2 separate regions of the Mus musculus genome follow, and region 2 is linked to region 1. A link is a loop called in an ENCODE intact Hi-C map of the cell type or tissue named here. Cell type or tissue: gastrocnemius. All regions are shown on one strand.

Region 1 (8,000 bases):
CTTTGTAATGAACATTGTCAGGCAGAAAAATGTGGAACTCATGATGACACACTACAGCTTACACAAGTTAATTTTATTCCCTATGACTGGGGAAAGGCTGTAAGGCTGAAGAATGGACAGGAGAGGGGGGAGATAGTGGGATTGGGGTGTGTGAGGTGAAATTCACAGACACACACACACACACACACACAACCAGTTTAAACTTAAATGAAAACAAACAGAAAGCAGAATTCCCAATCCCAAGGCTCAGGGATCTTTATGATGAGAGCTACAAAAATTATAAAAGCCAAAGTATTAGATAACAGCAGGGAAACAACAGGGTTGTTGCAAATGGAAACTCACAGTGACTGTCACAGCAGGTGTGATAGCTGAGCAAGCTCATACCAGGAAGAATCTCATGAACATGGAAGTGCGGACATAGACCAGAAATCCCACCAGAAGGTGAGAGATGTTGGCACCTGACAATTGATTAGACACAGAAAGTCAGCGTTCTGATGGCAAGCCCTGAGAAGTCAATGATACACCAAGGCAGACTTCATGACTAAAATTAGTTAGGTAACAAAAATGGACCTGATGGAGAGATGAGAAAGAACACAAGGAGGAGGAGAAAGTGGGGGATGAGGAGGAGGAGGAAGAGGAGGAGGAAGAGGAGGAGGATCAAAAAAAGAAAGAGAGGAAGAGGATAAAGAAGGAGAGGAGGAGGATGGGGGTTGAAAAGGAGTATGAGACAATTTCTCAGAGAAGAGTGGTGTTCAGTATCTGTGCTGTGTATCCTTTGCCTGTGAGATTGGAACATTCAGTTTTGCAGGGAATGAAACAAGAAGGTAGACAATGCCAAATAGCTTCCGAAAGTCCATGAAACTGAAGAGATTTCCCACATCTCTCTTTTCCAAGATGTAATCAACTGAAGCTGCTCAGAGTCTCTCTCAGACAAGTCAGAAAGTTACAAAGACAACTGAGACCAGACCACCTAACTGCCTAGCAGAGCCAGTAAACAGCCACGCTACCTGGAAGAGGGTTACAGACTGACACCCTTCTACCTGTTGAGTTGCTGTCAGGCTGTGCAGCGTGCTCCAGGCTGCAATCTACGGTGAGCTTGTCAACCATGCTGGGATGGACTATGGTGATGCTTCTGTCTTTGAGTCATTTCTGTTTCTGTGAGTTACCTCCCATCCCATATTCCTGTAAGCAACAGCAATAAAGGTCATTGCATCCCCAAGCTGGACTGGGTAGTATCCATACTATTTTTTGTTGTTGTTGTTGTTTTTGTTTCCTATTCACAGAGAGTAGTTTTAGGTGTTGCATATACCCAGGGAATGTTTTGAAGGGACCCACACACATGAGGAATAGTGAGTGCCCCCTACAGAAACCAGGATTAAGCTGAGACCACAAGACCACACTTAAACAGCCCCTTTTTACAGATGCCATAAGGTGGCAGATTTCTGATTCAGGCAGGGACCAGAGCAAATGACCTAGTAGCTCTGATTTTCATCAGGAAAAGGTGTTTCAATAGGCTAGGATACACTGGTTTGTTGTTACTGGGCATGGTAAATAGGTGAGTCAAAAGGGGGCCTTTGATTATTGAAGTTTAATGCTTTGATAACTGGACCTTGGTAGTACCCTGAGAAAGAAAACCTAGCCAAATAAAGGACTGGACTTTGGTGGCTAGCTTTAAAATGTAATATAAGGGCTTTAACAGGAAGGAAAAATGGGGTAAGGATATAGCCTGCCAGAGCCATGATTGTCATGCTGAGGCTGGCTTTCTAGAACCCCCTCAGGTTTTGCAACACAGCAGGAGGGTAGTTAGGGAGGGATGAGAGGGCATCTGTGGTAGGAGTTGGTTGAAGTGGTGATGAATATGTGTGAAACATGCCATATGAACTTTTTAAATAATTAATCAAATTATCGTTGTTTAAAAAAGAACACAAAGCATCAAATGCTGGCAAGGAGGTGGACAACAGGGCCTTAGCCAATGAGAATGTAAGCTGGTCTGGTGACTGTGCAAGTCAGGATGCAGGTGTCTCAAAACACACTGAAAATATATATTTTATATGACTCAAGACTACTACTCCAAGGTATTCAGACAAAGGGCCCCAATGTACCATAGAGGTAGGTATTCCAAACCACTGCTCACTGCACCATCAAGTATAAAACCCAACTATTGAAACCAGATACCCATCCACAGAGGTGTGGACAAAGAAAATGTGGTGAGCATACAAGATGGGATTAGGAGCACATCATTGTCCAGAAAATGGAAGCAACTGTGGAAGATCACATTCAATGACTCAAGAATGATGTAAATCATTGTACATGCACAGATTTTAAGTAATTCTGTCTATAGAGACAATGGGGACCAAGAGGATGGAAAGGGGGTGACAAAAGGGAGGAGAGTAAAATACAAAAGAAATAAACTCATCTTATATCCATGTACAAAACCTTTTCCAAAAAATTTGGGGGCTGGGGAGATGGATACAATGTCATTGCTCTTTCAGAGGACCTGGGTTTGGCTCCTAATAGCCACATATTAACTAAGAATCAGAGTCTCACTTATTAAGGCTACATTGTAAGGATTGGAGAGACAGCTCATGAGTTAAATGTACTGGGTGCTCATGAAGACAACCTGGGTTCCAGCTCCTGCACCCACATAGTGGCACACAACCATCAGTGACGTCAGTTCAAAGGGATCTAAAGTCCTCTTCTGGCCTCCATATCCACTGCACTCACAAAAACCATGGCCATATATTGAGTCAAAATACCCCTCCACCCACCATCACAGTAAACCGAAAAACAAACAAACATCTACACAGTGAAATCCTCCATCTCAAAAACAAATTTATAAAAGCTGGAACAATAATGACAATGATCGGTCACAGCTTCAGAGGTGGTGGAAGGTGGGAGAATGGACTTGAAAAACGATGTCATGCAGAGCTCATGCAATAAAGCCTCAGGCATAGTTAACTTTACTCAGAGCATCAGACAATTCAGACTCTGAGAGTGAAGAGAAACCCCTTGTGTAAAAGTTCTCATGAATTCAAGGTGTGCAAAATCACGATGACAAGCCATACATGGTAAACCATGTTTTCCATACAGGCATAAATGAATAACTACAGCAAGAAACACTGAGTATTCTGAATTGGAGTGACGGCTCTAGGTTACCCACAGGAGGAGCACAAAACACATTGCAAGCTGCAGCAGAGCAGGGTGTTCTTGGTTTCAGCTGCCTTTTAAAAATTGTCTATTTCCTTAATCCTAAAGCTTTTCCACTGACCCCTTCTTATATTCAGCCCTGAAGCCTGTTAGAGCAGATGCACACATACCACTCCACAGTGAGCCAGGGAGCATCCAGGAATCTCAAAGGCAGCCTGGTCCTTGCCATTCCACGTGGTTTTTGGTTCTTGCTTCATTTTCCTCTTTGGAACTTCAACGTTGTCTGAAGTTATGTTTAAGGAATTGTAGGGCCGGAAAGGAAGCCTCCTGCCTATTAGTTCAGGTTCCTCTCCTGATCCTGCTGGGGAAAAAAGAGAGAGAGAGAGAGAGAGAGAGAGAGAGAGAGAGAGAGAGGAAAGAAAGAAAGAAAGAAAGAAAGAAAGAAAGAAAGAAAGAAAGAAAGAAAGAAAGAAAGAAAGAAAGAAAGAAGGAAAGAAGGAAAGAAAGAGAGAAAGAAAGCGGGCTAAAGTGCTGAAGGACAACCAGGAATTCTAATGGTGACAGTTTTTATCTGCACTCATTACCTGCTTAGAAACTCAACAGGCATATGTGAACAATGCTGGAGCCCAGAACATGTCCTCTTTTTTCTGGGATTCTAACATTGTCCCCCTATCAAGATGGCCTCCTCATCTTCTGACATTCCCATCACCATCATAAGAGGAGTGCATGATTCAAGCCTTTGGTATGTTGAGACACCCAACACTCCAAGGCCTGAGATCTGAGTGGAGAACACCATTTCTCCAAGAGAGGAATTACTATAAATTTCCTTTAGGGTGTCCATAAAACTCACACTATCACAGGCCCTCCTCAGGTCCAGTCATTCATGATGGCTGCCTGTGACAGGACTGCTCTCATGACCCTCTATCTCATGTCTTCTTTCTGCCCTGGCTGAGCCCAGCAGAGCTGACTTCTCAGGGAGTGTGTTTCCCAACAATCTGTACTATGAGGGAAGCTCCCAGTTTCATTACCACTTTTACCTGTTTTGATATGGACTTACCTCACCCCCTTTGTCTTCCTGAATGTCCTGGACTCTGCCAGAGTGTCAACTCCTTCAGCAGATCTTGTCCATCACACAGATGATCCTGGGATCCAGCTCCTATCGACAGCCTTGCACATCTATGCTTATTGAATGGCTACTGAGCAAAGCACAAATCACTCATCTGCACAAAGACAATCTAGAAGCTGGGGGTTACATCTCAGAGACAGCGTTCATTCTAACTCCTTTTGGGTAAGAATGAAGTCAGGTCTGTGAAGGGAACAATGACTTCCATGACGCTACTGGAGGACTGGAGCAGGCACAGTCCAGGAGGTAAGGAACAGCTTGCACAGCACGAACTCAGAGTCCAGCTCACTCAGACATCACACAGTTGGGTAATACCCAGTGGTGATAAAACAGAGCAGTACTCCCATACTCCACACATCTGCCTTCTTGCCATCATATGGCTCCCCTAGAAAAATCTCTGGGGCAGCATAGCACTTGGTCCTACATTTCATATGCAATAAGGTGCCAGGTGTCTGTTTTGTTGCAAGGCCAAAGTCTATTAACTTCATGAGTCCGTCTTCATCCTCCATGATGTTTTGTGGTTTAATGTCTTTATGGATGATGTCAAAATTGTGGCAGTATTTTATGGCCGACACTATCTGCCTGAATATTTTTGTTGCCTCTTCTTTTCGAAGTGGGCCATCATCCATTATCATATCAAATAACGTTCCTCCTGGAGCAAACTCAGTCACAAGATGTACATGTTTTGATGTTAGTAGGACCTGGTAGAGACATATGATATTAGGATGGTGAAGTGTCTTGAATATTGATATTTCAGACAGGATCCTTTTCATTCACTTCTCTGAGATCTCTATAGATTTTATCATCACAAGGACCCTAATTTTTCTGTGGCAGGCGAGATTTATGGTGCCAAATTCACCCTGGCCAATGGAAGAAAGCATCCTATATTGTCTCACAAGGTTCTTATTTTGGAAGTAGCTAGTCATGAGGCTAGGTATTCACTGTGCTCAGGTACACATAGGTTGTTGCAAAATAGAATCCTCAAACTGTTTCAAGATACAACGTCCATATGAAATGAAAATATATTTGGCTTGTTAACGTTCTTTGGTCTAAAAGTAGATTCAATAATCCACACTTTTATTCGTGTGTGTGTGTGTGTGTATACATATACATATATGTATACGTATACATATAATTTTTAGATCCCCGTTTTCTTTTCATGCCACCCTCCCCCCGACTTTTTCACCTGAACATTAGATAGAAGATAGAAAAGGATGGAAGAAAGAAAGAAGAAGAGAGAAAAAAAGAAATCTGAGTCTAACTCCTTTACTTTGATTCCACCCTAATCAAGACCATTACCAACTTTTGCCCAAGCCCCCTTAAAGGATGACAAACATATACCACATTATAAATAACTAAAAACACCCACCTCCTTTTTGTGAATGGGATGTCACTCCCTGGACATCGCTTTCTGCCATTTGGAGGTGTCTTTTTCTTATGGGTACCCAAAGGGAGTTGGGATATTGGCCAGTCTTAAGAAAGCTGGCTGAGACTGATGGGAGAGCTGGGCAGTGAGCAAGATGGCACAGACTCAGGGTACCAAGAGGAAAGTCTGTTACCACTACAATGGGGATGTTGGAAACTACTATTATGGACCAGGGCACCCAATGAAGCTTCACCAAATCCACATGACTCACAATTTGCTGCTCAACTATAGTCGCTACTGAAAATTGGAAATCTATCCTCCTCACAAAGCCAATGCTGAGTAGATGAGCAAGTACCACAGTGATGACTACATTAAATTCTTGTGTTCTATTTGCCTGAATTCAGGAAGCAGATGCAAAGATTCAACATTGGTGAGGACTTTCCAGTATTTGGTAGCTTGTTTGAGTTTCTATCAGATCACCATGGCCTAAGTCTGGTCTTCAATAGCAGCAAAAACTACAGAATGCCCTCATACACATGGAAACTGAATAACTCTTTACTCAATGGTAACTTGGTCAGGGAAGAAATAAAGAAAGAAATTAAAGACTTCGTGGAATCTAATGAAAAAGTTGACACATCATACCAAACTTATGAAAATGTTGACACATCATACCCAAACTTATGGGACACAATGAAAGCAGTGCTAAATGGAAAGTTCATACCACTAAGTGCCCTGGTAAAGAAACTAGAGAAAACTTACACTAACAACTTAACAGCACACCTGAGTGCTCTAGAACAAAAAGAAGCAAACTTACCCAAGAGGAGTAGAAGGCAGGAAACAGTCAACTCAGGGCTGACATCCATCAAATAGAAACAAAGAAAACAATACAAAGAATCAGCAAAACCAAAAGCTGGTTCTTTAAAGAACAACACGATAGATAAACCCCTAGCCAAGCTAACTAAAGGGTCAAGAGGCAGTATCTAAATTAAGAAAATCAGAAACGAAAGGGAAACATAACAACAGAAATGGAGGAAATTCAAAAAAATCATCAGATCCTACTATAAAAGCCTATACTCAACAAAACTGGAAAATCTAGTTGAAATGGACAGCACAGTCCAAACTCACTTGGAAACATGAACACCATAAGGATCGCAAAGGAATATGGAAATTTATAGAACCATGAAGGAGAGCTTAACCTCTTCTTCACAAACACACATAGGAGGAATTAATGTTAATGAGGAGACTGGTGAGTGAATTGGAATTACGTAGGTGTAGAGGGCACGAGGTACTCATGCTTACAGATCACACTAGCAAAACCAGGAACGTTAAACATGCAGGCTTTTCTCTTCAACAGAAGGAATTTATACTTGTTTCTGCTCAGAAATATGGGGATGAATGTAGCTAATAACGTGGTGATCTTTGCTAGCTGTAGGACCAGGCCTCCCAGAATCCTCCAGACTCTTGTGTTTATCTTTTTCCCCTAAAACATTTATCCTGAGCATTGCTTCTCAGTCAATAGAAACCATCCTTGTGGAATAGGTCACAGGTACTTTGCAAAAGACATAAACTCTGCAAAAGAGTCTCAACGTAGTTAGGCCTTAAGCTTTATTGTGATAATTATCACAAGGAAAGTTGTATTTAAATATGTCAAAAATAAACTGCTTAGGATCTGACTCTAGAAGTTTTAACTAGCCCAGTTAATTAATTGTGCTAAAGCAGATTTTCTTCTTGCCTCATGCAGATCACTACTCTGCCAGCCAGGGTGCTTGCAGAGACTTCTCCAAAAGTATGAATGCCAGGCTTCATCAGAGTGAACTTATAGTATATTAAAGAGAGAAAGAGCCAAAATATCCTGAACCTGTAAGAGAAAGGGCAAGTGGGGATGCACAAGGGAAGTATAGGATTAAGTAAAGAGAGTTTAGAATTGACTTTGAGAGCACTGGGAAGCTAATTGATAAACTAAGTAAGGTGCTGAAATGATATGGCCTACATACTTATCCTCATAGTGTTTGGGGTACAAAGATTCCTTAGTGGACTCAAAGAAAAAGTTGTGATAGTCGGGAAAGTACAATGGTCTAAAGTGTTAAATGGAGGCAGAGATGAGAAAAAGTCAAAAGATCTCAGTACATAAGGAAATTCAGAAGAGTTTCATGTTTGATAGACTGTGAGAAGAGACGATGTATTGAGTCAAGGTTCCAGCACTATCTGGATAGGGGCTCTGTTAGCTGTCAATAAAGAAGCCGTTGGGGAGAACACTGTAGTGCAAACATGTGGAGTTTAGTCACACATCACTTTGAATCAGCCCAATTAGATGTCTTAAGTAAAATGGGTATGAATGAAAAACAGAAAGCTAGCCTGAAGTTG
Region 2 (8,000 bases), 500 kb after region 1:
AGAGTAGAATATATGAGTTATTTTAAGTTATGATCTAATCAGAGAAGAGTCTAGCTATATGGCAAGGTATTTGTAACTGTATTTTGAGTCTGAGTCTTATTTCTGGGAGTATGGGACTAAGAGGAAGAACCTGACCTAACTTCTACTGGTGAAGACCGAGACAGAGCTGTATTCTGACCCATCTGGAAATTCCCAAAGTATTCACAGACAAAGCACAGCTCAGACTTCACACAAACAAGGTCTATATGCGAAGTTCTTTAAAAGCTACAAAAGAAATTATTGATTGTGGTAGAGATATAGACACTCACCCCACATCAACATCTACAGACATGCATATTTCATATATAAAACATTAAGCAATAACTAATGCAGGACATTAAGCCAGAGTCTGCTAAATTCCTTGTTGACTATAATGCCACAATGTATAGAATTTTTACCTTTTGATTTTCTCTATATATACCTTTCCTCTACATATACTTTTAATATTTTACCAAATACTATCTTTATATTACCTAAATGTTTTCTATTTCTTTTTATTTCATGAAAATATGAGTACTTATTGGCCACATGGAACCATTTCTATTAAATTATAATTTATCAGTGTTGGATATTGGTTCTAATGCTTTGATTCAATCATGAATCTGCGTGTCCAAACGCTGAAGGTACTTGTCCCTAATTGCTTTTTGATTGATCAATAAAGAATCCAGTGGCCAATGGCTGGGCAGAGAGACGGTGCTGGACCCTTAAGAGTTATGGGGACTAGCACAGCAGAAAGGAGGAGATGAGATCTCCTTAACTGTGTGTAGGGCGGGGAAGACGGGATCAGATTTAGAGCTGCAGAGGGAAGATCATCTAAAATGTAGGTAAGAAGGAATGCAGCCCCTGGAAGGGCTGCTCAGAAGTGTCTTAGGCAGCAAAGATAGATCATAAGGAGGTGAGTCATGAGTACCAGAGGGAAATCTATAATAGCTGGGCAGATAATTAAAACTGCCCAGCCTTGAGCCAGTCTCAGCATATTAAGATTAACTGAGGGGTGTGTGTGTGCGTGTGTGTCTGTGTGTCTTTCATTCACGGAACCAAAGAGTTGCTGGGCAGGTGGCTGGAAACATATCCAGTAAGAAGCATAAAGTGGAGTAGCTAAAACTTCACACAACATATCCACATTTAAAATTTAGTTTCTTGGTTACATTAGCCACATTTCAAAAGTTCAGTGGCTCTTGAAATGGACAACACACATGCAGCTGTACAACTTGTTAATCTTCTAAAAACAATTGAGCATGTATGGTATTATACTATAAATTATAACTCCACAAAGATTCATGCAAAGACTACTATGAAAGCTGCCAGTTCTCCTTGATAGTGTGGAACAAGTTGCTGTCTTTCCAGTCTGCACTTGCACAGCTGCTAACCAGCTATTCTTACTTTCTTTCTCATAGTCACTCATTCTTGTATATTCAGTCCTCTTCTGAACATCTGTCTGTCTGTCTGTCTGCCTGCCTGCCTGCCTACCTGTCATCCCAAGCCTAGGGATTAAACTTGAGGCCTCTGGATTACATATTCCCAGGTTTCTATAGAAATTTTTGTATAATTAGGCAAAACAATTCTTAAGTTAAAAGAGAAAAATCCAAGGGTAGTCAAGACAAAAGATGTGTACAAAAAAAAAAAGTCTCTGGGAAATTTTGGAAACAAAGTTATATAACATATCCATTCCATATTTATTTCTAAGTAAACCAACAATTGGTCTCTAGAGTACAAAATACAAGGGCTCAGCCATCTCTATCAGTAAAAACCAGAAAGTTCCTCTTATGTATAACCGTAGACTAGATAACATGGGAATATTGACAATAACGGACAGTACAGAAGTACAGGAGTCAACACCAATTCTGAACAGTGAACTGTGACCCTAAGCTAGAAAACCACAAAGGAGACCGAACCATAACTTACAACTTGATGCAAAATCAGAATATTGCTACTATGTCTAGACTTATGGATACAAATGTTGTATTAATTTAACTTTTCAAAACATGTTTGGCTAAAGTAAATGTCACTTGACTTGCATAGAAACCTAGAACTCTGACTCTAGAAATTTCCACTCCAGAGTTCCCAGAGAAATAGAAAATGGTACTTTATTTTGTTTAGAAACCTGGGACCCAAGTTTTCTTGTCTTCTGAAAAAGCTAACTAAATGATCAAGAATCCATATTTTCAATTGATTTTAACAAAGACAATATAATTATTCTATAACAAAGAAAATAATTTTATCAGTATGATCAGTAGGAATGTTTCCATAAAGAGTGCCTATTGGTTGCATTTTAACAGACTACAGTGCCGTTCCATCTCTGGATTCCATGTTCAAAGCTCAGAGCAGATCACACACATACCAATTGCATTGTTCAAGATGTATTCTTCTCTGAATAAATCTTGAGTTAAATTCTGTCTTGCTTTTTTAGCTTCTGAGAGTGCTAAGGAAGGAGGAAAAGAGAAGAAAATGAAGGCAAGAGCAACTACAAATCATAAAGACGGCTTCTGGTCAATACAGTCTCAGATATCATTAAGTGCTGAAAGCAGGGGAACTGTCAGATGGCTTTAATGTTTGAAGTTACCCATGTTGGTGACACATTACCCTTTGGCAGAGACCCATGATCCAATGTCAAATTTTCAAAGAAAAATTCTTTTGTAAGTACATCACACACACACACACACACACACACACACACAATCTGATCTTTCACCCACAGTTTCTGGCTCCTTAAGTCCCTTTTCAAAGTAGGTCACAAACACTAGAACCTCTCTGCTCAAAGCAGGTCACAGTCTCTGTTCTTTCCCTCCCACTACTTAGAGCTGGTTATAGAGACATTCTGACCTGTATCACAAGACCCTCATTTGAAGAGTCCTCTTCCAGACTTCAGAGGAAAAAAATGAGCAGAGGAAGCAGTGTCCCACTTGGTTACTTGCATTAGCTTAGACCTATTCACCAATCACATTTCTGCATGTCATTCTAAGTTAAACTCATGCTTACATAATGAAGTCTTCAGAAAATCCAAAGGCTCCAGAATAATTACAGATAATTTATCAAGAGAATATATCCTGAACAATGCCATTGGTTTATGTTTGTGCTTTGCTCTGAGCTCTGAAATTCGAGATTTAATAGATCCCCATGAGGAAGTTTCACACAGCCAAGAGAGCATGGAAGTTTCACAGCCACTTCCCTGTACCTGATCCAATGTTTGTGTCATTTAAGAGGACAGTACATGTAAGTATCACTCCAAATTCTGTGGCCACTGTGGCATACTAACTGACCCAGGCACCAAAATCCACAGATGCCCAAGTTTCTTGGAGGGGATGGTATCATACTATGCACTGTGAGTCTCCTTTAGGTGATCTATAACACCTAGCGTAAACTGTTGCCACATGGCATCTAGAGGAGAAAGAGAAGACAAAAAGGTTGTACCTATTTGGTACAAAATTTTTCCCAAATATTTCCCATCTATAGTAAGTTGAATCCATAAGGCAGAATGTCAGACACCAAGGGCCAACTAGAGTCTCCTAAGAAAGATCTGTTGAGACTGCTATTATGATGCAAATGAGGGATAGTTCCTGAAGGGGAAAACCCTTATCTGTTGCCCTTTGCTGAGCTAAAGGCTTCCCTACCAACTCTCAGACTCTAACTTCACCCCCAAACTTCCTCAGGGTTCCTTCTAATTTTATTTTAAGCTAATTTTATATAAATCACCTAGTTACATATAAATTAAAATTAAATTACATTCACCTTTAAAGTATCTACTTATTGTAGAATTTTCTAGAAATCACATGCATTGTTTTGTACATATACGCTAGAACAATTATGGAACTTCTACTGTGTCTAAAGAAGACTATAAAGTCAGTTGTGGGTGGTATTTATGTTAGAAATGTCCCCAGTAGGCTCAGCTATCTGAACACTTGGCCATGGGTTGTGGTGCTGTTTGGAGAGGGCCTGAGAGTTATAATCACTGGGACAGCCTCACCCCACTTAAAGATGGAGATAACCCCAGCTCTCTCAGTGCCCTGCTCTGGCTGCCTACTACCATTCCTCCCTGTCTCAGACTCTCCCCCAGAACCATAGGCTAAAATAAGCCCTTCCTCCTGTAAGTTGTTTTGGTAACAGCGTTTCATCACAGAACAGTGACTCAAACTAGAACAACTCATTTTCAAAAACTGCTCACAACTCAAAGCAGCTAACCTCAATCAAAGCATTTGGTGTTCCAATAAGGAGCCTGACAAGATTGTAGCCCTACTCTAAAGAAAAGGCCCCCTGGGGGAAATGAACAATAATTTTACAATATTCATGGTACACTCATTAAGAGATTGAGCACAGGCATGTATGAGACTCAGGTTTGACTCTTAGTGTACATGCAGTTGTACATATGTATACACACACACCACAAACACAAGTATAACACACACAGGCACAGGCATTTGGTGCACACACACATAGGCAAAGGCATACAGGTACGCACACAGACAAACATGTGCCACACATACAGGTACATAGTCACACATTCACACAAAGTCTCTCTCACACACACAGTATCTCATGCACACACATACAGGTACACAGGAACATGCACACACACAGTCTCACACACATACAGTTATAGATATACACGTGCACACACACACATTTTATATCACATGTGTATGCAGTCACAGGTATTCCAGCATTCATATACACAGTCATAAGTACACAGGCACACACACATACACACAGTCACACACATGCACACACAGGCACAGATGTATGTATAATGCATACACACCTAAAGAATTCATGTTGTAGGCAAAACCACAATTCGGTTAACACATCGCTTTAAGCAATTAAGTTTTCCATCATGAAGCAATTTTAACTTGCAGTTACTTTAATCTGAGTGATCATGTGACTCCGATCCTGACGCTACATGGGTTTCCTTCCTACTCATAATGCAGTGGTTTACATAAACTTGTAAATTTGGTGAACAAAGGTTGTCTTTTAATAATCAAGCAAATTCATACATAATTTTAAAATTACATAAAATTAGAACAAAAACGAAGAAAATCCCCTAGCCGTAGCAACTCCGTAAGAAGGAACATACTGCAAAAATTCCTTTCAGCGGGACAACCACAGTGACAGCAGTGAGTTCATAAACTCTCTCTCGAGAACAAATACTTATCATTTTAGTTAAATACGTAAACTGAATTGAGCAATAATTAAAAAAAAGCAAATCTTCATTTATGTGTGTTTAATCATATTATAGTATTAACACAATAGACTCTAACTCTAACTCTGTTCACGCAAGATTCCTGCTCTGAATTGTGAGAGGTAGGAAAGTAACAGAGTCTGCACACAGCGGGTTTGGAAAACAGTAAGTCCTTCACATGGCGGTGATGTTGGTGATACTAGGGGCGGGACACATGTCACAAGAGAAGAACAAAATATCTAAACTTCAGCACTGGACATTTGTAATAAAATAAAATCCCCATTCGAATGGTAACAAATTCTCCATATTTTAAACTTTAACTTGTAAAAAATTGTTAACATACAACAAACAATTCTAAAAAGCAAACTAAACAAAAACTATCTCAAGCACTTCCATATGTATTAGTTGTAGTGAGGTAAGAGTTTACAGTGGGCAGGCGTTTTACCTTTGATGTCCCCTCCAGCACAGAAGGCCTTTCCTCCGGCTCCCTTTATGATGATCAGGAATGTGTCAGGGTCTTGTTCCCATGTCTACCCAAACATAAGAGACGATAATGGCTTTTGAGAGCATAGTAAATATAAGCTCACTTAAAATACATTCATATACATCTGTGTGCACATATGTGACCTTCATAAAACACTCGCAGAGGAATGGGTCCCACCAATTTCATTTCATTTCATTTCATTTTCTAAGTACAGACTGGAATATATCCCAGAAATTTCTATCAGAGCTTTTTTTTAATATTTTTTATTACATATTTTCCTCAATTACATTTCCAATGCTATCCCAAAAGTCCCCCATACCCTCCCCCCCACTTCCCTACCCACCCATTCCCATTTTTTTGGCCCTGGCGTTCCCCTGTACTGGGGCATATACAGTTTGCGTGTCCAATGGGCCTCTCTTTCCAGTGATGGCTGACTAGGCCATCTTTTGATACATATGCAGCTAGAGTCAAGAGCTCCAGGGTACTGGTTAGTTCATAATGTTGTTCCACCTATAGGGTTGCAGATCCCTTTAGCTCCTTGGGTACTTTCTCTAGCTCTTCCATTGGGAGCCCTGTGATCCATCCAAGAGCTGACTGTGAGCATCCACTTCTGTGTTTGCTAGGCCCCGGCATAGTCTCACAAGAGACAGCTACATCTGGGTCCTTTCGATAAAGTCTTGCTAGTGTATGCAATGGTGTCAGCGTTTGGAAGCTGATTATGGGGTGGATCCCTGGATATGGCAGTCTCTAGATGGTCCATCCTTTCGTCTCAGCTCCAAACTTTGTCAGAGTTTTAAGAAAAGATAAATAAATAAGTGCCTAATGGCACTGTGTCATATACATTTATGAGTCTAGAGAACAAATCAACCCAAAGAATGCTGGTATGTTGTGCACCAATAGTCTTTCTCCCATGCAAGACAGGACTCTGTTATACCAAAAAAAGTTCTTACACAGACAAGTTCTTACAAAGTTTTTTAAATTTGAGGGTGATGGGAGTTTCATGAGGTCAAGTAATAAAGTCAGCACAATAAGAGTGTGGGGTGCAGATCAGTGGCAGAGAGATAGACCATCATTCTCATTTCTCCCAGCTGAGGAATGCTGGGGTACAGAGATTATCATGCCCAGCCTACAGAGTTAATATGCAGAAATCCAAGTTTTTAATACATGCCTGACTTTTAGCCCTATACTTTTCTAATGTCCCAAGCATTTCACTTTAAAAGCCTACCTAAGGATTTAAGGATGGCTAAGAAATATAAAGGACGAGGGGCTAGGAGGAATAAGGGGTGCCAAGCAGCAAAGAAAGAGGGAGTTGGCCAAGCAATGTAAGACGGCTGAGTCCTGGGGCATGGAAGTACAAACGCCAGTCCCAGCAAGGAGGAGGCACAGGCAAGAAGATTTTGAGTCCAGCCTGGGCTGCCTAGCTAGACTCTGTTTAAAAAAAAAATGGAAAGACAAAGTTGTCTTCAATCCAAAAGGCTGTCATGAAGAAGCAGATCAGACTCATGATGTATGAGGTCTCAAACCTAGGTATGTTAGGTCTCAAACCTAGGACAAATGGCTAACTGAGGTGCCTCTTTAAATTATGAATGAGGACATAGCTGCCAGGTTCTCCCAGCATCCTTCAGTCCTGTTACAGGGTGTGGCTGGCATACTCTGTCCTCTAACCTAAATTTCTCTAGGCTAGGTAGGCCCTGGACTGTCCTTCCTCCAGCTGACCTTTCCCATTTAATGCAGCCATTTTAGTTACCCTGCCCATTTTTGTCTCCCCTTTACTCTGTTAGTCTCCTGGATTCTCCCAAATATCCTGCCTCTGGCTCTGATAGCCCATTTATCTACAGTAAACCTTCTTGTACACCATACCTAGGGACAGTCATGTCCTTCCTTTTTCTTTCTTCTTTTCATTCAGTACACTGATCTCTAGGAACTCTGTCTAAAAGATCAGTGAGATGAAGATGTGGCAGAACACAAAGAGAAACATGTAAGAGCTAAGTGAAGGAAAAGGTGTCTCCTAAGACAGTAAGTGGAATAGATTCCACGGGAAAGCATCATTGGTGCTGATGTAGCAGGGTCCTACAGTGAAATACCAGGAATGTTCTCCTACAATGGACTTCAGAAGGCTTGACCTGATGCATTCAGACTATTGCAGACCTTTAGCTGTGGATAGATCTGCCGGATCATATTCAGACTCAGTGCGTTGAGGAACTTGGGTCTGTTGAGCGTTATGACGCCTCCACAGCCTCTCCTCTCCAGCAGCACTTCTGCAGCTTCTGTGTGCATGGACATTCTCTAAGTGAACAAGGAATA

Evidence for each region. Hi-C counts contacts between places; a loop is a spot of excess contacts. Peaks named below come from ENCODE experiments on the same cell type or tissue, not always from the same donor. Only the 100,000 strongest peaks of a DNase experiment are listed, where the experiment ranks them.
Region 2: a loop joins it to region 1, with 3 times the contacts of the local background. A loop is called at or near these places in 2 of 42 quality-filtered maps.

What each region holds. Positions count from the first base shown.
Region 1 is chr1:53,360,262-53,368,261 of GRCm38, reverse strand. No RefSeq gene overlaps it. Among named protein-coding and RNA genes, the nearest start is that of Asnsd1, 12 kb to the right of the region's middle. In gastrocnemius, no CTCF peak of the experiment used is centred here; no DNase peak of the experiment used is centred here.
Region 2 is chr1:52,860,010-52,868,009 of GRCm38, reverse strand. Hibch (3-hydroxyisobutyryl-Coenzyme A hydrolase) reads right to left here. Exons shown (of 14, transcript NM_146108.2): 3 at 7,845-7,982; 4 at 5,658-5,742; 5 at 2,381-2,461. Among named protein-coding and RNA genes, the nearest start is that of Hibch, 19 kb to the right of the region's middle. In gastrocnemius, no CTCF peak of the experiment used is centred here; no DNase peak of the experiment used is centred here.